Regions from separate parts of the Mus musculus genome. Here region 2 is linked to region 1. The links are chromatin loops, found by intact Hi-C in ENCODE. Cell type or tissue: heart. All regions are shown on one strand. Links, peaks and the distances in the headings refer to the core of each region. The heading gives the core; the rest is flanking DNA. Region 1 holds the start of Gm40138 (a long non-coding RNA gene). Region 2 overlaps Arhgap29 (Rho GTPase activating protein 29).

Evidence for each region. Peaks named below come from ENCODE experiments on the same cell type or tissue, not always from the same donor. Only the 100,000 strongest peaks of a DNase experiment are listed, where the experiment ranks them.
Region 2: a loop joins it to region 1, with 2.3 times the contacts of the local background. A loop is called at or near these places in 2 of 42 quality-filtered maps.

The regions. Positions count from the first base shown.
Region 1 is chr3:122,116,003-122,128,086 of GRCm38, reverse strand. It overlaps Abca4 (ATP-binding cassette, sub-family A (ABC1), member 4), which reads right to left. Exons shown (of 50, transcript NM_007378.1): 17 at 11,367-11,432; 18 at 7,968-8,057; 19 at 6,282-6,456; 20 at 4,397-4,528; 21 at 1,827-1,966; 22 at 1,128-1,265. It overlaps Gm40138 (a long non-coding RNA gene), which reads left to right and starts at 1,644. Exons shown (of 3, transcript XR_001783974.2): 1 at 1,644-1,792; 2 at 2,360-2,466. In heart, for the core only: CTCF peaks have their summits at 5,853 (motif pointing right) and 8,173; DNase peaks (open chromatin) are centred at 5,776, 7,686 and 8,156; H3K4me3 peaks cover 738 bases; H3K27ac peaks cover 5,527 bases.
Region 2 is chr3:121,974,762-121,986,845 of GRCm38, reverse strand. It overlaps Arhgap29 (Rho GTPase activating protein 29), which reads right to left. Exons shown (of 23, transcript NM_001356524.1): 3 at 4,897-5,031. Among named protein-coding and RNA genes, the nearest start is that of Arhgap29, 13 kb to the right of the region's middle. In heart, for the core only: a CTCF peak has its summit at 5,803; a DNase peak (open chromatin) is centred at 4,195; H3K27ac peaks cover 1,168 bases.

The DNA of each region.
Region 1 (12,084 bases), core at 2,157-10,156:
GATAGCATGCACAGCAACCTCCAGGTTATGTGGTCCCCAGAACTTGGAGCTAATAAATAAGAAGAAAGTAGCTAATTCTGCAGCAAGCATAATGGAGTAACGATGATAGCAACCACTATACCCTAACATCCTGCATGCTGCAAAGCACTGTCACATACGGTGTCTCTGCACTGGGTCTCAGGTACGACTCAAACAATTTCACATGGGTGGGACATGCTCATCTCCCTCTGCCTTCACTGTCACTATCCATGGACTCCCTCTGCCGTCACTGTCACTATCCATGGACTGACTCCACCTTCACAGTCTTCCCACTGTTAAACACCGCTCTTGTACTTTGTAAGAGCACACGCAGCACTTTCTCATTAAATGGAGCTGTTATTAAAACGAGGTGATGAAGATTTTAACCTGCAAACCTTCAGTGAGGGGCATGAGAAATACAGGAAGAATAAAGGAGGGGGCTTTCCAGGCTGGGCAGGATGAACCATACAGCTTCGTGGACAGGCTCTGGGAGTTCTGCCTGATGTCGCTTCTAGATGTCAATCCTCTAGAAGGTGAGGGATAGACAAGTAAAGGGCCCGTTTTAAGGCACTTTCATCTGACATAGCCTGCTGCTGATCTATACATCCAGCCCCATATTTGCGCTCTCAGGGAATAGTCACGCAACAGCTAGGAAGCTTCCTGGCATGACTTTGGGTCCCTTTAGGCAGAGGGCAATTCCACCTTTCCAGATTGGAGGATTATAGGTAGGACGAAATTTTTGTTTCATTTTGTTGAGACAGGGCTTCGTGTAGCCCAGGCTACACAGCTGAGACTCATCTTGGATTTCTGCTCTACCTCCCGACTGCTGGGATTGTATGCATGCACTAGGCCTGGTTTATGAATGCCTGGGATGGAACTCGGGGCTTTGTGAATGCGTTGTAAACACTCCCAACCCAACTTTCTGGACTGTTTCAGCCATAGGCCACTTCATCAGTGACTCCCTGTTTGCAGGCTTGCCCTTGAACTTGGATTCACTGGTGGTGGCAAGGGCTGTTAAGGTATGTGGCTATAAAATTTGAGGCGGGAGAAAGTGGGACACCTGGAACAGCCTCAGTGAGAGCATGGGGTGCTAAGCAACAGCCCCTCACCTGAGCGATACTTCAGGAGCAGGTCCCAGATGGAGCGTCTGGAGTAGGGGTCCACCCCAGAGGTGGGCTCATCCAGGACCACCACCTTAGAATCTCCCACAAAAGCAATGGCAACAGACAGCTTCCTCTGCATGCCACCTGGAGGCAGAAGGAAGGTGATGACACGGGATATCACAGACATCTCGGTACGGGGAAGAGGAAGGCCCAAAGCTGGTCACATGTGGAGGATCTTTAAATCTGGCTACAGTTTGGTACTGCCACCACAGATATGCCTACACTGTCAGACGTCACAGTATCGTCCATGCTTCACCAATGCTGAAAGACCACCCTGCTTCCTAGCACCTGATCATCTGAAAACTGTGCCTTGAGCTTCACAGAAATGTAAGGAGAGCTCCCGTTATAAGGCCCTACCCCAGTGGTTCTCAACGTCCTAATGCTGTGACCCTTTTAATATAGTTCTTCATGTTGTGGTGACCCCCCCCCCCACACACACACAATAAAATTATTTTCGTTGCTACTTCATAACTGTAACTTTGCTACTGTTATGAATCATGATGTAAACATCTGACATCTGACGTGGGGGGGGCGGGGCCTACAGGTTGAAGAGCTGCTGTTCTGCTACCCCAACCTTCTGCTGAGGCGCGTTGCCAGGCAACGGATGCTCCGTAAGTGACCCCGTCTCCTCCCAATACCAAGCACCTGAAAGGTCCTGAGCTTCTTCATTCCTCTTATGGTGGAGGCCCGTGTCTTCTAGCATGGCTTCCATCTCAAGCTGGGCCTCCTCCCAGGATCTCCCTTTCAGCTGGGCATAGAACAAGATGTGCTCAGCCACCGTGAGGCTGTGGGAACAGGAGGAGGAAAAAAGGCAGTGGGCTAAGTCATTCCATTTTGAGCAGCTCACCTTGGAAAAGAAAGATGACTATGAAGAGTTAGCAGTCAGAAATGTCATCGTGGTATTATTCGTGATGTGAAAGTGAAATGACCAACCAGTCTTGCCCAAAGAGCTAATGAGAAAATTACTTAGTCATTTGAACAACAGAACCATATGTAAACATTACTTCTTAAAGGAATATGTAGTCGCATGGAAAAATATTCATAGCACCTTAGGATTAAGAAACAGTTATGGAGTTGGAGAGATGGCTCAGTGGTTAAGAGCACTGGTTGCTTTTACAGAGGACCTGGAATTGAGCCCCAGCACACACATAGTGGCTCACAGCTGTCTGTAATTCCAGGTCCAGCGTATCTGAGATCCTCTTCTCGGGCACTGAGAACACACGTCGTGCACAGATACACACTCAGGCAAAACACCCACACTTTCAAAAAGTGGGGTCACAAAATGGTACGTATGATTTTACTTTCCCGTATAATTTTTAAATCTTTGCGCATGTCTACACACGCAGAGAAATGTCCGAAGAGTCATATCTGGAGGTGTTAACAGTGAGATTGCCTCTGGGCGCTGAAAGGACTGGTGACAGTTTTTTTTCTTTTGTATTTATCTGTCTTCTCCCCTTCACCGCCCTCCTCCCTCTGCCAGGACTAGAGTCAGAATGTAAAATATGTTTTAATTAGAAGGAAAGAGTAGGGGAAGAGAGAAAAGAGGGAGGGAAAAGGGAGGGAAAAGAAAGAAAGTGATAGAAGAAGAATGGGAGAAAAGATAGAAAACCCAAGCAAGCCGGCATGAAAGCCCCCCTCCCCTCCCAGGACAGTCTATAGCACCGGTGGTCCACATGTAAAGGGGATAACATATCTCCTCTTTCTGTCAGCAAGTATTTGGGGGCAAGTAAGGGAAAGTGTCATAAAGAAGTTACCGTCCCTCCTCTGGCTGGGGACATCTCAACTCTGATCACCAGGAGCACAGCCTCACATTTGGAAGGACAAGGGCTTTTGACTGAGAAGACCAGACAAACGCATTGCTAAGTTGGGCAGGAAAGAAGTGTGTGTGTGTGTGTGTGTGTGTGTGTTGGGGGGGGGGCATTGGAGAACAGGATACAGGTGTCTTAGTGCTACTATTGCTCGGATGAAACACCATGACCAAAGCTATTTGGGGAGGAAAGGGTTTATTTGGCTTACACTTCATCATCAAAGAAAATCAGGACAGGAACTCAAGCAGGGCAGGAACCTGGAGGCAGGAGCTGATGCAGAGGCCATGAGGCCATGGAGGGAGCTGCTTACTGGCTTGCTCAGCTTGCTTTTTTTTTTTCTCCTCTTATTTTTTTTTAATTACGTATTTTCCTCAATTACATTTCCAATGCTATCCCAAAAGCCTCCCACACCCTCCCCACCACTCCCTTACCCACCCATTCCCATTTTTTGGCCCTGGCGTTCCCCTGTACTGGGGCATATAAAGTTTGCCTGTCCAGTGTGCCTCTCTTTCCAGTGATGGCCGACTAGGCCATATTTTGATACATATGCAGCTAGAGTCAAGAGCTCCGGGGTACTGGTTAGTTCATAATGTTGTTACACCTACAGGGTTGCAGATCTCTTTAGCTCCTTGGATACTTTCTCTAGCTCCTCCATTGGGGGCCCTGTGATCCATCCAATAGTTGACTGTGAGCATCCACTTCTGTGTTTGTTAGGCCCCGGCCTAGTCTCACAAGAGACGGCTATATCACGGTCCTTGCACCAAATGCTTGCTAGTGTATGCAATGATGTCATCGTTTGGAGGCTAATTATGGGATGGATCCCTGGATATGGCAGTCTCTTGATGGTCCATCCTTTTGTCTCAGCTCCAAACTTTGTCTCTGTAACTCCTTCCATGGGTGATTGTTTCCATTGTTGGTGGGATTGCAAGCTTGTACAACCACTCTGGAAATCAGTCTGGGGGTTCCTCAGAAAATTGGACATAGTACTACCGGAAGATCCCGAAATACCTCTCCTGGGCATATATCCAGAAGATGTCCCAACCGGTAAGAAGGACACATGCTCAGCTTGCTTTCTTATAGAACTCAGGACCACCAGCCCAGGGATGGCACCACCCACAATGGGCTGTTCCCTCTCCCATCGATCACTAATGAATAAAATGCCCCACAGGCTTGCCTGTAGCCTGATCTTACGGAGGCATTTTCTCAGGTGAGGCTCCCTCTTCTCCAGTGGCTCTAGCTTGTGTCAAGTTGACATGAAACCAGCCAGTATACAACAGGGGTTTCTGACAGATATTTTGTTTTCCTGTGGTGCTGGGGGCAGAACCCAGGGTGATGGATGGGCCAGGCAAGTGCTCTTCCAATGAGCCCCACCCCTGCCCAGGAGTATCTCAACTCCAGCTCACTTACTGATGAAACAGGATGTTGTGTTGTGGACACATGCCCAGGCTCTGCCGTACTACATCCAGGTTGGTTTCAATGTCTTTTCCCCCAATGAGCACAGTTCCTGACGTCGGTGGCAACAGTCCTGTCAGGATGGACCTGCCGAACACAGGGTTAAGTGGCAGAAGAGATGGTTGTTAGAACTCACCAGGGGATGAGGGTAACCCCATACAGGGTCAGAAGGATGCTTGTAGTGACACCTGCCCTATCTCTCTATCAAACTCAAACCTGATGTAGCTGAGGGGCCCAGAACATTTCCACACAGGGTTTACTTAGCACCAGTGCCTTGCTTCAAGTCCTAGTGCCTAGACCACAAGGGCCTTCTTTCTCTACTTTTTATTTCCAAGTGTTCCTGGGCCAGTATCAAGAGCCTCGGGGATTCCCAGACTCAGACACCCCACCCCATCATCACCCAGCCATCATTGCAGCGGTCAGTTGTAGTGCCCACTGGATGGCCACTGTGGTGGTCAGTTGTGGTGCCCATTATGACTGTCTGTCAGAGTGATATTCACGGATGTGGTCAGCTACAGTGTTCACTGTTGTTTTACTCTGTGGTCAGCGGTAGTGTCCACCGTGAAGGTCTGTCATAGTGGTTGCTCCGTGGCTATTGATGTGGCCAGCCATTGTGGCCACTGTCGTAGTCACAGTTGTGGTCAGTTAAAGGGATTTAGGACCCAGCCCCACTGCTTTGCCTGGGCGTGCAGCCCTTGACAGTGGAGAAGCAGGGTTGGTGACTCTCCAAAGCTCAGTTGATGCCAGTGAGAAGCTGGGCAGCCTGTCTGCTGACTGGCTAACACAAACAAATTCGTTTGGGAATTCCAAATGTAAAAATGTGAACAATGTTGTGATTTCTCTTTTCTTTCTTCAATTATACAAAACATGTCTCCCACCTGCTTGGGTAGTTGTCTAAGTTAAGTGAATCGAACATGCTTGAAAAACAAAACAAAACAAAAACAGGCCCCAGCACAAAGTGAAACTTAAAATGTTATGCTATTCCCAGCATTAGGACAGCGCTTGTGTTCCGACCCCAGTGGAAGTTTAGTTTCTGCACTGAGTGAAGTAATGTGTTTGTCTTCTAGAGGTCCTGGGGTCTCGAATGGAGTTTCCTGTCCTCCCACCACGTGAGTTAGCAAGGAGATAGCCTTAGGATGCCACGCCCAGTTCTGTCCCAAGTTCTGATAAAATCGCATGCTATCTGAACCTGTACTTCGAAGCTGAAATGTTGATCAACCACTAGAGGGAAACAGTACCAAGCCCAATGGCACCAGCCCCGCATTCCATTCCCATTGAAAGGCCCGGGAGCACATTCCGGAGCAGGGTGTACACTGCTGTTCCTTCCCGGGGCTCTGCAAGCCAAGGATTTGATGGCTGCTGTCACATGGCTTGTTGACCCCTACCCCTCCTCCACCGGCCCATCGGCCCATCGGAGGTCTGCACCGGAGCCCTGACTGCCTGTTCTCAGCAGGTGGCGCTCGCACCCCTTCCAGAACTAAAGGATGGATGGAGGAGTCCACCCAGAGCCTCAAAGCTTCCTGCCCTTGGCCTTCTGCCAGGCAGCGAGTCTACTTCACTGTTCTCCCTACACTTTCTCAGAAAGGTAGCCATCCCATCAGAGGTCCCACACCAGCACTAAAGCATCCTAATTATTAATTGGTAGGAAACGGAGTGCTACATAAAAATAGCCCGGGGACATGGGCAGCCACGGCTTTTTATCCTCACCGTGGGAGGTGTGTGTGAGTGTATATGTTTCCACCGAAATTCAGTAAGGAAGAACAGAGTGGAGTTATTGGGGAGAGAGAATGAAGCCGGGGAATGATAGGATGGGAGACAGCCTCTCTGGCAGAGAACTCACAAGGTGGTGGTCTTTCCCGCTCCGTTGTGACCCAGGAACGCCGTGATTTGGTTCTCATAGAAAGTGATGTTCAGACGGTCCACAGCTGGCCGGCCACTGGGCTCAAAAACCTTCACCAGGTTCTTCACACACACACCAGGCACCAGCCCTGGAAGCTCGCGTTCAAAAAAGGAGTCTTGGAGGGAAAAACACATTGTAGAAACACCACATGTTAATGACGCCGTGCTTCATGAACACACTGCTTCCTTCAGACCTGTGCTCTGGCTGTAACTTCACCTGCCCATGTGGCTGCAGCTTTGTGAAGAAGATCAAAACAGGAGTAGTCATAGTTGCACTGGCCATAGATTTCACACTTACTGTGAGTTAGGCACTGTTTCCAATGTTTCCCAACAAATCCCTCACTTCACACATATAGTCCTATAGGTAGATATAACTAGGCTCTTTTCAATAGGTTAGAAAGCCCAAGACTGAGAGACATCAAGTGTTCTATCAAGGCTACATGGTGTACAAGTGGCAAGTATGGGCCCAGGGTCCATACCCATCTGAAATAGCTCCTGTCTATTATTGAGTTAACCCCGAGTTCCGTCTTTGCTTCAAGGCTCAGTCTATCGGATCTTCATAGGTTTCTGGCACCAGCCCTGACTCCTCAAGCCAGGACAACCTACTCTTCCTCATCGTAACTCCTTCCTCCCCATGCTCCGTGCCCTTTCCAGTATCAACCAACCTACTCTCCCCCTCCCCGTGACCCCCCACCCCCCACCACAGCATCTTTTCCGAAGTTCACTTATAGAGTCAAGATTACTGTCAGAGTATTAAGTCTAATTAACTAATGGTCCCTTGCTCTGTCCCCAACTCCCGTTGCATTGTCTGCCTGTGTCTCCTGGCCACAACTAAAGCTGAAATGGAACCTTATCATACCACTCTGGGAGGAGGATCTTCTAGAGTTACTTTAGCCTGCAAACCAGCTCTGTGAGGATTCAGGTCTCCAACATCAGCTTTGCAAAGTGGTACCTGAGGGGCGCCTAGAAGCTGGACCCTCTCGTGCCAACATCAGGCTAAATCGGAGTCTGTGTGCCTCTCTAAACCCAAGCCATGCATACAGTCAGGGATGAGAAACATTAGGAGAATTAGTTCAAGAGTGAGGACAAAGCAGCAAAGGCCAGGGAAAGGAGTCTTATGTACCCTGCCCATCAGCCCGGGCGTGATTAGGTAACTTCCACCACCAGGAAAGGCTTTTGATGCTTGCAGTGAATGGGCTCTGGGTTTGTAAACCTTGAGTGAAGTGCAGTCAGCTCTGCTAGGCTCTTTCCCCTTACGGAACTTATTTTTGTCTTTCCTTGTAGCTCATATCCGCTTCAAGTCCCAGTGACCCAAGTCATTGTTCTGACTAAATCCTCGGAAGTCAGCACATTTGTGCGATTCCCTTGGGATTTGCCTAACAAGGGCACAAACACACTACAGACCTGGGATCTGCTTTCTCCAGGAAATATGCACTAATGTCTGGGTTGGACCATTCATTCCCCTCGTGTGCAGCTGGACATGAGATTTAACACCAGTCAAGAAAGGGAGTCAGCTTCCTGGCCTCCTTCATGTTGCTCGTCTTGTGGTTTGGCTCTGGCACTACTGAAGCTTTCCGTTCCGTTCTGCTGTCTTTTGGGATGGGGGTGGGGGGTCTTGGGGGGTTACCATTCATTCCTTCTGGGTGCTCTGGATCCTCCATCTCCTCTGTTAAGGGTTCAGTCTTTTCCAGAGCCCTTTCTTCTCTGGTCGAACAACCTGAACCAACCAGACGCCAACGTTACTCTTCAGGAGAGACAGGAGAGAAGAGGAGGGGCAGTGGGGACAGATGCATTTCCCATCACAAGGGTGGGACAGCTCCCTCCAGAGGTTGGAGCCATCATAGCTCTGAGACCCGTCTCCTGCATGGCCTCCAGCTCTGACCTGCTGCCCAGCCGTGAGGGACTCAAATCTGATTGTGCCGATTTCGCAGGGCCCACAGGGACTTTTTAAATCAGAACCTTGAAGCTGGAGAGTTTTGATTTACATTGTTGTTAGGGGGAACTGGGAATCAAACTAGGAACTCCCTGCTTGGTAGCACTAAGCCACATTCGCAGTCCTCGGCAATTCCTTTTAATGTGGCAGACTGCTCATGTCAGAAATTGTAATAAAAACAAAAACAAGCTGAGCAGTGCTCACCTTTAATCCCAGCACTTGGGAGGCAGAGACAGGTGGATCTCTGAGTTCGAGGCCAGCCTGGTCAACAAAGCAAGTTCCAGAACAGCAAGGGCTAAACAGAGAAACCCTGTCTTGAATGTTGTCCCCTTGAGGGGGTGGGGGTGGGGGAATCAGACAAATCAAAAAATCCATCGCAGGATTAAATTTGGAATAGGTTTGTTTTCTTTAGCCTACCACCTGGTCCTTTTTGCTCCAACTAAAACATGTCAGTCATGGGAGCCCTGAGCAAAAATCCACCTGTAGTGCTATGGTGGGTAGCTAGTTTAGATCTGAGCTGGAGAAATGGCTCCCTTTAAAAGGCCACCTATTCGGACATTCAGAAATCTTACGGTAATACCAGGGTGGAGCCTGGTGGGTGTATGCTATTCCTCCCCACACCCCCCCTACACACACACACACACACACACACACACACACACACACTCACCACAGATTTTATTTTTTAATGGCATTCGGTCTAAGGAGGTGTCAAGGACACCCTGGAAAAGGAAGAGGCAGAAAGGAGCCCCAGCCATAAAGGAAGCAGGAAGAAAAGAAAGCCACTAGCACCAAGCCCTTAGGGCTCTGCTTTAAGCACACATGGGGAACCACCAGGGAGTATCCTCAGTGCCCGACAGGGCCTCTAGATTTGCAGAATGTGGGAGAGCAGCAGGCTGAGGCTTAATGGTGAGAGGAGTGCTGTCTGGTGTACTTCTGTCTCCACTTCCTGAAGCAGTTTTGACTTTATTCTCCACAATTTCCGAGGTCAATGTGCCGGCGATCACACTGCCCGGCTATCATACTGCCCTCATGAGTAATACAGCAGCAAGAACAAATATCTTTTTAAATAACCACTGGAGTGACACTCTCCTCGTGAACCGTCCTCGGCTATTCTAGATTTTGCCCCAGTGTCCAGTGGGATTTCAACAGGAAATTGATGTTTCTGGCTCTCCATTTCTTCAACTATGAAGAGGGGAGTTAGGGGGGTGACTCAGCTGCTCTCTGATCTTAGATAGTGTGAGGGATTGTATTTATTCTTGCCTATGAAACAGGTGAGAAGTATTTTACGTCTGTCAGGAAAGTGTATGTGTCTCGTTTTCAAGGAACACGTTTCTCAAGATTTTTTTTTTTCTTGAATAGCAGAGTATCTCTTGGGATAGTGGGGTGGGGGTTGGGGAGCACATGAGCCCCTAGGTTCACTGACATTAGTAACATTCCAGGGATGTTAAATATGCTTATTTAAGAGAGGTTGATAACTTTGTTATAGTGGACATTTAAAAGTTTGTAGATAAACACAATGCACAAAACAATATAATGGGAAAATACTGGCCTGTCAAAGTAATGTTTGTGTGAACTATTAATATATATATATGTATATATATATATCCCCTCGGGGGTGGGGGAGACCCTCAAAATACCAGCCAAACAAAAATTTATACAAGCTTTTAAAAGGCTCCAGGTTAAATGCCTTAACCTGGTATTTAAAGTTAAAGGAAAACTAAATCCCTTTGTTAGTGCTTAAAGGCTAAATCGTGCCCCAGGCCCAGTAATTCAAAGTGAAGTGTGGACGGGGAAGGGTGAGCTCTAACCCTGGAAAGCAGGGGGTTTTCTTTCAGAGCCTCCCAGTTCTGGGAGAGACTGTAGCTTACAGCTCTAGAGAAATTGTTCTTAACCTGTGGGTCCAGGCCCCTTGGCAATTCTCTGTCTCCAGAAATATTTACATTACAACTCATAACAGTGACAACATTACAGTTGTGAAGTTGCATCAGAAATCATTTTATGGCTGGGGAGGGTCACCACAGCATAAAGGGATGCAGCTTTGGAAAGGTTGGCAGCCACTGATCTGGAGTTTCTCTGCCTTCTCAGAATTCCAAGACTATGATATGAGGTTTTCCTTCTGACTTCTAGAAAATTCTAGGCCTCCTGTTTTTTTTTGTTTGTTTGTTTGTTTGTTTGTTTTTTGGGTTTTTGTTTTGTTTTGTTTTGTTTTTGTTTTTGGAAGGAGGATAAATTGTACTTAGGAGGCATTGTCAGCCAATGTCCCTTTTGCCTTCTTCCACCATAAGAAAGCCTTGGAGATCAACCGTGCAGCCTCCGTCTTGGCTTCAAAGAGTGAATTACTGTGTGTTTGGAGAATGTGGGGCATCATGGCGGAGAAGAAGGAGGCAGCAAAAGCTGAAGGCAAAGCTCCCTTTGTGCCTCCTAGATCTCTGCTTTGAAAGTTGGAAGAGTATTGGGCTTATGAAATAAATGGTGCACCCTTTTCAACAAGTATCCAATCTCCCAGGACCAACTGTCAAGTTTCTGCCATTTACTCTGGCTCTGGGATTCATCAAAGGGACACTTGTGGAGGCTGTGACACTGTGACACCCTGTACCCACGGCAGGCAGCTGACTAGCAGGGATCATGCACTTGACAAAGGGCCACCTTGACACCTTGACAAAGGTCCACACATCTTACATGTACCCCAAGGAAAGGAAGTAGTTTCAGTCCTGAAGGGTTTCTGTTGTTCTCATTTTTGTTTTGCTTGATTTGTTGTTGTTTTTGTTTGTTTTTATATAAGTACACTGTTGCTGTCTTCAGACACACCAGAAGAGAGCATCAGATCCTATTACAGACGGTTGTGAGCTACCATGTGGTTGCTGGGAATTGAACTCAGGACCTCTGAAAGAGCGGTTAGTGTTCTTAACCACTGAGCCATCTCTCCAGCTCAGGGTTTCTCTGTGTAGCTCTGGCTGTCCTGGAACTCGCTCTATAGACCAGACTGGTCCTGAACTCACAGAGACTCTCTTGTCTCTGCGTCTCAGGTGCTAGTATTAAGGTGTGCATCTCCACTGCCTGACTGTTTTAATTAAAACAAAACAAACTTACCTTCACCACCAAGCCAGTAGGACTCCTGCAGAAGGAAGTACCAGGGAAGTGGGGTCCCATAGTCTCCTGAAAACAGGAAAACAAAGAGAAAGCAGTGAGCCCCATCCCACTGCACTCCACAAGCCCCACAAACACCCTTCTAAATCTCAAATTATACTTACAGGTGTTCAGGGTCACAAGCCAGTATGTAGTTACTGAAAGGCCATCTGACAGACCACTTCTTTCAATAAGATTTCAGTCAAAATACCATGGGGGTTTTTGGGTGTTACCAGCAACACTAACTATGATGATATTGGTTGACATCAGTTTTCCAAGAAATAAATGTTTTTTAATGAATTAAATCATGTCTTTTTTTTTTTAAGCAGTTACCAGAAAACAATAGTTGTTGTCGAAAGCAAATATTTGCTGGACTCTACTTATATAACAGGCATATTGTACACGTTCCATGTATTAACATCATTGATTTCTGAAAGCAACCCTAGGAATTGGGAATTAATATCAGTCTGAAGGATGCTGAAATTGAATACACTAACTTCGAGCCATCTGCCCCATTCATAGCTAATGTAATACCAGCCTTTTGGTTCAGTTCTCTTTGTCACTTTTTTCCCTTTAAAATTTATATACTTATTTTTCCCCTATAGTTTTTCAGTTTTTAAATTGTGTGTGGATATGTATACCCACACCAGGGAGCATGTGAGAGAGCATGTACGTAAGTGTA
Region 2 (12,084 bases), core at 2,058-10,057, 140 kb after region 1:
ATTATTCAAAATATATTCTCTGATTTCATGGAATTAGAGTAGAATTAACAGAAAAAAATTGTAAAAAGTTCTTGAAAACTTGGAAATTAAATAGCATACTGCTATATAACCTATGGGTCAAATACAAAGAATGAAATTAGAAGTACTCTGAACAGAATGGAAATAAACATATGAAACGTCAGAATCTGAAAAGGGAGGAAGACACAGGCAATGCTAACGACAGACAGTTTCACAAGAATGGGATGTAGCAACATTTATAAAAAATAACTGAGAGGAGCTTGATGTCTATCAATTAGACCACAATAAAACCATTTTTAATTGTTCATTGAAAAGTACTCTATAATACTGTCTCAATTTTTATAATTATTTTTTTTCCTATAGGTATATCTTTTCATGACACTAAACACAATTAGGAGACACAAATAATTGTTATAATGACTGTAAGTAATAGAAAGGTAACTCTTTTGAGCCATCTTTCTTGTCTTCATTCCTACTCCACCAGAGACCAGAGTCTTGGTCACCTAATGAGACACTGTAAGTGCCTTTCCGTCCCCTTCAGGGCAGCTCTTGTTCCTAATGTGGTTCATTCTTTTGTACCAACAACATATTCAAAACCCTGAACCAACACTGTTCCTTCCTCCTTCCTTCTTTCACTAGATCTCATCCAATTAACATTTTTCCTAAAAAAGGTTCAATATCCTTGCCATGTGAAAGAAAAATTTTGTTTTACCATGTTTCTTCTTAAGGTACTATCCAATCTAATTTCCATTTTTCTCTACCAAATCTCTATGGGATGTAATGACTGTTTTCCTTTCACTATGAATTATCTTGACTTCACCAAGATTGGGCTTTTTTACCCAGTTCAATGATAACTTTTTCTATAAAGAGCCAGGTAGTCCTCGCCTATAATTTCCAGGACATGTTTGGTTTAACCTAACCCTTCAGTAGAGGTACTGAAGGAAGCTACAGGCCACCCAGAAAAGAGTAAAATACTTGTGTTCCCATAACTCCATTCAGCCCTCGAGCTCTCGCTGCCGACTCCTGGGTATGATGACAGGGTCTACAAACAGCCTGCATGGGCTGAGTCTCAGCTCTGTCTCTGACTATACATAAACATTAAAGTCTCTAGTCAGTTTCCTCATTTATTAAGTGGGACAATTATAAACTCAACAGTTGTGGGAATTAAACAATGCAAGACCACTGTCAATCAAAGCACCAGCTTCCATCAGTGAAAACCGAGGGTTTCTCTACCTTAGTCTTCAATCTCCTTGACTTACCTCAATGTTCAACTCTTCTACCACTTAATATGAATACAACTTTGGACAAACCTCCTACTTCAGCTTCCTCATTTACTAAGAGGAAGCTGATCTCACAGGTTTATTCATCTTGGAACTGGGATGATTACAGGAGGGCATCCCTGTGAAGAGTCTAACAATGTCTGCCAAGCAGCAGCATCAATCCTAAATAATATCAGCTATAAGTATCATTACAGACCACTTCCTTCCATCATGACATACTCTACTCTTTTAAAAGTTATTTGTTATAATACATGGAAGAGATAAAGCTTTGAAATGCCAAACGTGGGTTCAAGTTTGACCTTGACTACTTCTAGTGCTGACACAATCTAAATTCACTTCTTAGACATGCAATATCAAGTAGCATATCAAGGATGGAATTAAGTCTCTAGGATCTAGTGGCTGGAATTCCGTATCTATGTGCAGTGCCTCAGTTCTGTACCTTTCTTTAGACAGTTTTACCTTGTGTAGATCTCATCCTAGGCTACTCCCTCTATACCTTCCTAACCCCACAGAACTTCATCACTTCTATACTGCCAAGGAACTACTTGTCCAGGTGCTGTCCGCTCGCTACAGAGCAACTTTACAAGAGCTTCCTTCGGATGTTTCTTCTACTTTCCACTTGCTGTTTCCTATACATTGTTTAGCTCAGAGTTTTGCTTCTAAAATGTTTTCTTTCTTTTCATTCCTACAACTACTGGCCTTCTCTAACCCAATGGCTCTCAGCCTTCCTATTACTGTGACCCTTTACTAAAGTTTCTCATGCTGTGGTGACTCCCAAACATAATTTTGCTACTGTTATGAATCATACGGTAAATACCTGATATGAAGGATATCTGATATGCAGCTCCCAAAGGGGTTGTGACCCCCTTAAAAGAACACATTTTGCTTCTCTAAATTTTAGACTTAAACCTAAAAATGATTCCATAAAAACTTTAGGAAAAAAGATGGAGAGAATGGTGAAACTTCAGAGTATGGAAGGCCATCCTAATAATTCAGACTCAAAACACACAAAAAGGACTGATATGTTAAAGTGTAAAAATAAATAAAGAGTAAAATTATAAACTATATTGAAGAGCTAATGTTAGAAATACGAAGTTTCAATAAATAAATTATATTTTAAGAATATTAAACACCAAGAGAAAACCAGGTAATAAGCCAACTCAAATAAAAGGATGTACAAATGACCCTGAAACATACTCAACTGCCTTCAAACTGGAGAGAATGCAGCTCAAACTCCCCCAAGACAATGGTTTTTTGCTACATGCCTGGGTAACAAATCTTGATAGCTAGCACTGCTGATGGGAGGGGGGTGGTAAACCATCTCCCTTCACACTATCAGAGGGCATGGCTTGAGGGAGGATATGACAATATAAAAAAGCACAAGTTCTCTCAATACCCAAGTTACTAGGAATTTGCCTGACTATGCATAGAAGCATCAGCAGGTAATAATTTAAATATGTACTGGGAATGAACTGGTTAGATTATAGCACATCAACATTATGTATCTCCAAACAGCTTTGAAAAACATCAAAGAAAAGCCAAAGACCTGAGAAACGCTTTATGTGCAGATAAATGAGCAAGAAGTAAGGTACTATCATTTGTATAGCAAGAAGTAGGATACTATCATTTATATAGCAAGGAGATTGTACTTGTGCTTGCTTGTCTGTGTTTGGTGTATTTCTGGAAAGATTCAAAAGAAATCAGTGACAGTCACTGTTTATCCAGGACCAGAATGAATGGCTCCATGTTGAAAAGTCAGGTTTGCAGAACAGAAAGAAAGATGAGGGTTTAACAATGCTGTGTGTCTGATTGAGGCTTGTTTGTCTTTTTCTATTTGCCAATTTATGAATACAGGGAAATATGTAGATATTAAAAACATTTTTCATTTATATTACAAATAAAATTGACCTAAACAGTTGAAAATATTAAGAACATCATAAATTACTGACATATGAAGATGTCTTTATCTGCTTCAAAAATAGGCTGTATCTCTCTTACCATATTGCAAATATTTTGTCAACTGAACTTCCTGTTTGGAAATTGAAAGAGACACAGGAACTACAAATCACTGCCAGATGAATGGGAAAAAGCTAAGAATCTTTCCTTTAAAGTTATTACAAGGTAGACTCCATGTTTACAGGCTTTTTTAAAAGCAACAGAAAGATTCTGTTTTATGTATAAAAACTAAATGTATTGTGGCAACACAACCAAGACTATACAGCCCTGAAGTTACTCTGTATTACGTGTTTGGTTTCATTTTAATTTTGTTTTGAACAGTTTGGCAATTTTGCAAACTGCATCTAGCAGTTAATACATCCAAAAAAGATAGCTGCTCAGATCACTGCTGTTTTTAAAGATGTAATTAGGGGCTAGGACTGTAAGAACCATCTAGATTACTACTCCGTTCCTATAGCTCGCTGATCCTATACAATTGTTTTTCTTGAAGTTTTTCCCCAAAATGAAGAAGACAGGAACTCCCTGCCTCAAAGATGGAAGCACCAACACATTTAGGCTGCTTGGCTCCTGCATTCAAAAATGATTTCTACCAATTTCTTGCCTTCTTAGGTTTTGAAAATTAAGTTGCTATTAAATAAACTCTGATTTAGCCTCAACTATGCAGGTCACTCATTTTTGGAGGGTCTCAAGAACAAAAGCAAAAAACCCCTTGTAACATTTTCTGGTTTCCATGGAATCCTACAGAAACAGTTTCCCACCAACAAATCAATCCTATCTTCCTCTTTCCAATTCCATCCAACACCAAAGTAGCATAATGACAATCGTGTGAAATAATATTATTTAAAAGATTGCTTTACCTCAAGGTTAAAAGGATCTCGAGGCAGCTAGAGCCCACACTCTTGAGGGCTGTCTCTGGAATGTGGACACCAGCCACATGCTGGTGTGCTCCTTCCCCAGGACATCCTGACTGCACACAATAGTCACCGACAACAATTGAGCTAAGTCGCTATTTCCAAGCATGGAAATTTTACTATCTATAGACACAAATTTCCCTATCTAAGTAAAGTTAAATGGTACCTGTAAACAATCTACTTAAAAACAAATCTGGTTACTAAGCTTATTTTTAAGAGTCACAGAACAAGCCACCCCTGTTTCCCTCTTAAAATTGTCTACAGCACCTTTTCCCTCTCAATGCTTCAAATAGAAAAAAGGAAACCACACAAACAGGAAAAGTCTTAAGTCAGAAAGAGATGTGTGGGGGCTGGGAGTGGGGGGGGGGGAAGGGCAGGATATAGGCTACATTTTTATTGCAAAGCCTTTATTTCCTTTCTGCCTCACCCTGACAATGCCTTCTCCTTGTCCTTTCTGAATATGAGCATCTCACCACTCTCTTCAGGCTTTGCGTGTCCAGGTCTCATACAGTAGCCCACTACACTGCAGCCTCACCCGTGACAGCTCAGTTAATGCCCACACCCAAGCTGTCAAACTTCGGAACGGTAGGTAACCTTTTCTTCTGGTAAGTCTGTCCTCCATCATAGCTGGGAGCTTAATGTGCCACCCCGAGGAGATGTGGCCTGACACATGAAGGTGTCACTGGGTCCCTCTGGCCCTCAGTGGCGCACCCTTAAGGAAGCCCCCTTACCTTTCACTTTTGCAGTGAGCACCTCTGCAGCGCTCTGAAGATCTACGGAGCTGAGGTTCTGATGCTTGCTCAATATCGACTTTAAAACACGGAGAAGCTCATCCAGACGGATATGAATGACTTCTTTAAAACAGTCTTTAAAAGAAAAACAAGAAAAATTAAAAATTAATTTCCAGCACAAAATTCTAGAAATCTAAGCTACAGAAGACATCACAAAGCTACTTAGAGTAGAAAGCACTGGTTCCATGATTTCTGCCCCAGCACATATTCTTTTCAGGTCTATTTTTAATTACTACAATTATAAACCATTTTTAGCACTTTCGGAAAGCCGTTTGTCACTTAATTCATTAAGGATTTCAGGATCCCACGTGGTGGTGGCAAGCCTGTAATCTAAGGACTTGGGAGGTAGAGGTAGAAGTTCCAAGTCCATCCTCAGCTATGCAGGGAGTCTGAGGCCAGCACGAGTTACATGTGACCCTGTTAAGAGGGTTAACAGAACTAAGCCAAGCAGTGGTGATGAACACCTTTAATCCTAGCACTTGGGAGGCAGAAGCAGGCAGATCTCTTTAGTTCAAGGTCAGCCTGGTCTCTAATGTGAGTTCTAGGACATCCAGGACTACATGGAGAAAAACCCTGTCTTGAAATTCCAAAACACAAACAACAACAAAAATCAAAACAAACAAAATAAAACAAAATCAAAACCCACAACCAGACTAGTGGGATGTATCTATGGGTAAAAGTGTTTGCTCTGAGAGCCTGGCAACTTAACTCAATCTCTGGAGCCTACATAGAGAGAATCAACTCCCCAAAGCTGTGCTCCACACAGGTTCCATGAAACAAATGCACAGTCACCAGCAGCAGCAGCAGCAGCAGCAGCAGCACCACCTCAGGATTTCAAGGCTATTACAATGTGGTACTTTTTCATTTTTTCCAGTATAAACATATTCCTCAGACTTCTCCAGGCAACTAAATAGTGTCATTCCCATCTCATGTCTCTTAATATACATGGCAACACACTCAAAATCCCTAAAAAAGTTACGTTTCCACATTAGAATTGATACTCTGCATTAATTATTAGTTATTAGAAACCAGTAACCCACATGCACATGTGTAAGGATCATTGGATCTACACATTTTAAAAACTGGGGAAATTTTACTTATAAGATATACAGATCTGGCCGGGCGGTGGTGGCGCACGCCTTTAATCCCAGCACTCGGGAGGCAGAGGCAGGTGGATTTCTGAGTTCGAGGTCAGCCTGGTCTACAGAGTGAATTCCAGGACAGCCAGGGCTATACAGAGAAACCCTGTCTCCAAAAACCAAAAAAAAAAAAAAAAAAAAAGATAGTGAATTTTTTGCTTATTACAAAAATTCAATTAGTTGTTAATGATGAAAAATTGCTGAAGAGTAAAGAAACCAACACTTCTACCTACTCCTGCAAAAGTTGCAGCAGTTCTAATATTCTTAGCAGTGTTCTTTCTGGGCCCAGTCCACTTCTGGCTAGAATGTGCAGATCAGACTACCTACCACCTGTGTAGCTTTGTAACTTATCATCTGAATATTTGAAAATGCTTTTTATTGTAGAAAGGGAGGGTGGCACAGGTCTTTAATCCCAGCACTCAGGAGGCAGAGGGGAATAGATCACTGAATTTGAGGCCAGCCTGGTCTAAAGAGTTCCAGAACAGTCAGAGTTACACAGAGAAACAATGCCCTGCCCCTACAAAACAAAACAAAACAAAACAATTTAAAGAAAAATACTGTTTCAAAATATTTAATACTGTCCAATTTCATGGTCCACAATTTTATTAGACAGAGTTATTTAAAAAAAACCATTATATAGATGAGAATACTGAAACACAACAAATTTATCAGGTTTATTGTACTGTGGAGCCAAAATTTGAACCCAGAGTATATAATTCCAGAATTCATACTCTGTTTGTCTCTATTGACATAGCTTTAAAAATAACAAAAATTGTACAGTTATTTCATAATTTCATCAATTTTTTATAAACAATGAAAGATAATAACCATAAAAAAAAACTATCTTTAGGATAAAGAAACAAAAATATTCTCCCATCACATTAACTATTCCCTTACTAATATCCCTATCAAGAAAGAAATGAGAGGATGAGAGGGCTCTGTTAAAGGGGGCTCCCAGGATGGCACTAGGAGAGAATAGAGACTTAGGACAGCAGCTCTTAAGCTGTGGGTCACAACCCCTTTGGAAGTCTAATGATCCCTTCCCTGGGCTCACCTTATACCATCAAAACCCACAGATATTTGCATAACAGCAGCAACATTACAGTTATGAAGCAGCAAGGAGAATCATTTTATGGTCGGGGGTCACCACAGCATGAGGAACTGTACTAAGGGGTGGCAGCATTAGAAAGGTTGGTAACTACTGCTTAGGAGGAGAGGCCTGGTGGACAATTACAGGACACCAAGGGAGTGCCGAGTGCCGTGAAGACAGGTGTGAGACCCCAGACCTTTCTTCTCTGCTCTGGAGCTTGTGATGTGATGCAGTGAGCAATTTCTCTTCACCATACACTCCCATCATCCTGTGCTGCTTCACACTGCAGAGCCTTGGGGGCTAACTGATCATCCACTGTGAGTCAAAATTCACTCTTCTCTTATAGAATTACCTGCAGTGTATTCCCTTTTAGAGAGTTTTTTTGTTTTGCTTTGTTTTGTTTAAATACTGTAGAACATGCAGTAACTGTCAGCATACAGGGCTTACCAACTTGAACGTCCTTTACTCTTACACAAGAAGCCTTTACATATGCTGAGGTTGTTCCCAACCAACTTCAGTAGAAAGTAGTAACTGAGTTACTAAAAATACATTTCATTCAAACCTCAAATTGTACTCTAACTACTTCCAGTTCCCCATGATTTAATATACACTCCTGAAAGTCTATAAATCAACAAAAAATCTAAAGGGAAGACTAATCACAAAGGTTCATAACAGGACATTAGCATAGTCTAGTAATTAATTTATCCAGGAACTTCACAAATTAGCAGGCCTTCAACTATCTGTACTGGAATTGTTCAAAGAAAACAAGTTTCACTTACACCAAACGTTCTTTCCCTTATAGTAAAGCGACCTCCAGTTAATTTTATGAAGAAAAGCTCCCCTATCCTACCACGCAACTGGCAACTTTTCAAAACTTCCAGGAGTTTAAATGGTTCCTTTAAGCTACACCACGTTATCTCCCCTTCAAAGAACCAAACTAAGCTAAAACAAACAAAAGAACAGTGGCACAGTTAGTAAAAGCAAGAGGCTGAGACTTCATGTGGTAGAAACAAACCTACAGGCTTGGACTAGGAAAACCAACCCAGGCTGCCACGTTTTTAAATGAAAGGCTGGGATTGTGAATCGATAAGAGTATCTCCTTTCCTTTCCTCATAAGGCTGCTGTGAATAGCAACTAATAAACATGAAACTGCCTTTGTCTTAATGCTTACAAATGAGAGCCTTACAAGGAAATCTATAAGATTCACACAAAATGTATCTGAAAAGAGATACACTTAACAGAGATTTAGTAAAAGAAATACTTATAGCCTTGCCCCACAATATCTTGATTAATAAAAAAGTGAAATTTAAATTTCACTCTATCATAAAATCAATATTAGTATATAACTTGGAAATCAAATAAGAGTACATTGTATTAAAACATTTCTGTATTTGTCAAGTTACATTTATTATCATTCTGTACTACACCTAAGTACAAAACAATTTTAAACACAGCCACCACACAATGCCTGCCTTTGATTTATACTACAAAGGTATTGCAGATGGAAATATAAAGAAATTTAACTAGATTTCTACAACAGCAAAACAGTATCCCACCCAGTGTTTGGGTGTTTCCCTGTCAATGTGGCACCCTGCACTTTACTGTATTGTTTACCCACTTAGTTTCACCCGTTCATTTTCTGCTACATTCATCTTATCAAGTGAAAACAGATTAGCCCGCTCTACTTTTTGTTTCTCAGCCATTAACACAATACCACAGTGTTTATACTGCAAACACTTCATGGAAACGCTTGAGTGAATACATGAAAAAAAAATCATGGTGTTTTCCTTGATTAAAAAAAGAAAAACTGACCAATTTAAAAAAAAAATGGTTTTGTTAATTCAGCTTGCTCAAAACAACAAAGGAAAAAGCGCAGAACTTATAAGCAGCAAACCTCTACTTTCGCTGTGATGACTTCTGAATTTACAGGACAACTGTGGACCTTGAGTACAGCAGCTTTTTTTTTTTAACTAGCTAGCTACCTGGTAACTGTAAAACTAGTAACAGCTGACTTAAAGCACTAATGAGAGTTTTATATGTAAGAACTCATTTAATAAACAAAATCCACTGATGGATGTGCTAGCACCTCCTTGGTTCAGGATTACAGACAACCAGCAAGAAGTGGAATGAGGGCTGCTGTGTGTGTGCTAGCTCTTATTACATAATAACCTTGAATTAGCCATCCTCCTGCCTCAGCCCCTCAAGTCCTGAGATTACAGACCCAAGTCTAGGTTCTGAATCTCTATAATAAACTGTCATGAGGTTAAAGGAGTTACAGAATAATGATAGTTTACAATATGTGATTTATATAATAAACTTGCATCTTTCATCTTTGTCTATTTAAAATAAAAAGCAAAAAAGGTAAGGGTAGAGGAGAGGAGAGCAAGTGAAAGGGGGATGGCTCCTTGTCATCTCCAGTACTAAAGGCCGAGAGGAGACACTGGTTCAAGGCCGATCTGAGCTTCATAGGAAGACTCTCAAACAAAACAGCACAACCTGACAAAACAAAACCAAAAACAACTAGAAGAACAAAGTAATTGTAAGCTCTGATTAAAATCCATTTAAAATTGTGTTATATAAATAAAAGTTACAAGAATATTCACAACTCACAATCTGCTCTTCCAAATATACTTTATAATATCATTTTATACTTTCAAACATGAAGTAGCAGAAAAACTAGGAATATTGTGCTGTGTGTGTTCCTTCTATGTAACTAAAAGGTTTTAAATTCTCGGATTCCAGAGGTATGTTACAAAAGCATACTTTAAAATTCCTTCATGAAACACTGGAGATGGCTTGGCAGTTAAGAACACTTGGGCTTGGTTCCCAGCACCTCCATCAAAACTGTTACTCCAGATCTAGGAGCATCCTATACCCCTCTCTGGCCTCTGTGCGCACTTGATACATGCGTTACACAAGCAAAACAACTTACACAAACAAAATTAGTCTTTTATTTTAAAAAATACTTCATAAACTAGGAGAACATTTGTGAATCTGTTATTTGGAAAGCATAATAGTATTCCTGGGGGGGGGGCAACCATAAACCTGAGTTGGCCTTACATTACATATATTCTAATCCACAATTAAACATAGAAATTAAAGTGAGTATCTTTAGCCCCTTAATGTAATATGCATAATTTCTTCCTATAATTATTAGTAATGCACCTTAATGATAGTAGATAGGAATCTCACACTTAACATTTCACACCTGCTGCTTGTGTAAGAGTGCAGGGGAACCTCACCTTGGTGATGAGCTCTGGAAGAAGACACCAAACTATCACTTGCCTGAGGCCAGTAAGGATTCAGGCCTCAAATCTCTCTCTTTAAGGAGTTCATTTATTCCTAAATTGAGTCAGCTAGAACACCTGCATCAGTGTGTGTGTGTCTGTGTGTGTGTAAGGGGAGGGGGAGGAAAGAGAACACATGAATAAAACTGTATTTCCTGTTAGAAATAGAGGTCTTTGATAATCACTAGTTCTTCAACTACTAAAATTGGTTTCATAGTTCTACTAGGAAACTTCAATGCAGAATTTGTCATAAAACTCACAAAAAAAATCAGTCTTGGGGAAAGAGGGAATACTCTGTAAAAATTCATCACAAAACTTGAAGATAAATACACTGAACTATGTTCAGCTTCAATCTCTCTCTCTCTCTCTCTCTCTCTGGGTGTATACATGCACATGTATGCTGTGTGTGGAGGCCTCAAGTTGAACTCGGGTATCTTCTTTGAGTTCTTTCCACTTTGACAGTATCTTAGTGAACATAGCTTACCAGTTGCGGTTAGTCCAGCCTGCCAGCTTGTCCCTAATATCCTGTCTTTACTGGAAGGAATTATTGGGGGCCTCTGAGCTTGCTTGGCTTCTATTCTATATAGATTCTGAGCATCCAACTCTAATTCTCATACATTTTTGTTCGTTTTGTTTTTTAGGTATTATTATTGTTGTTGTTGTTGTTATTGTTATTATTATTATTATTGTGACAGGGTTTCTCTGTGTAGCCCTAGCTGTTCTGCAACTCACTCTGTAGTCCAGGCTGGCCTTGAACGCAGAGATCTGCTTACCTCTGCCTGAGTGCTGGAACGAAAAGAGTGTGCCACTCCTGCTGGGCTACATGAACCTTCTATGTCAAAGAGTAGTCTCCTACTGTATGTTATAACCACCTTTCTCTTTTCCCACTGAGGACCAGTGAGAATCTTCTTAGGCTCTGGATTGTCTACATATATATTGAAACTCATACATTTTTTTAAAGATAAAAGATGATACAACTTGTTTTAAAATATCATTTTAAATTTGTAAAACAAAGGATAACTATATAAGATGTGGATTTGAAAGAATATAAAATTCTCCCCAAAAATAACAATAGAAATTCTAATACAATTCTTATTTATATTAACTAAAACTTAAATGGAAACATTAAATTATACTCTACTATAAAGTGAGGTAAATACTTTATTACCTAAAATATTATTTTAATAGCCTTTTAAAAAAAATCAACCAGTATAATGGACTATACATCAAAAAGAACAAAAACAACAACTTAAAAGTAAAAAAGCAAGGCTTTATTATGAAGCCATACATCTTTGAATAAATGGCAGGTTTGTTGTTTTGTTGAGATGTGTTATGAGTATAATAATGTGTTTAGGGTATCTTTCTAGCTAGCTGCCATCCAATCATCCATAGCTAGACTTCAAGATGGAGCTATTAAAATAAACAGGACTGTGAGTAACTTCTTTAACATGTATACAATCTCAAAAGAACAATATATGATAAAAACTTTACTAAAATTTTGAACCTTCCATTTCAGTCCAATTATTTTGGGAATTTCAACTTGAAAATTATAGTTAGGTTTGAGAAAATTAGTATAAACATAAGATATGGTTTTGGGAAACAAACATCTTAG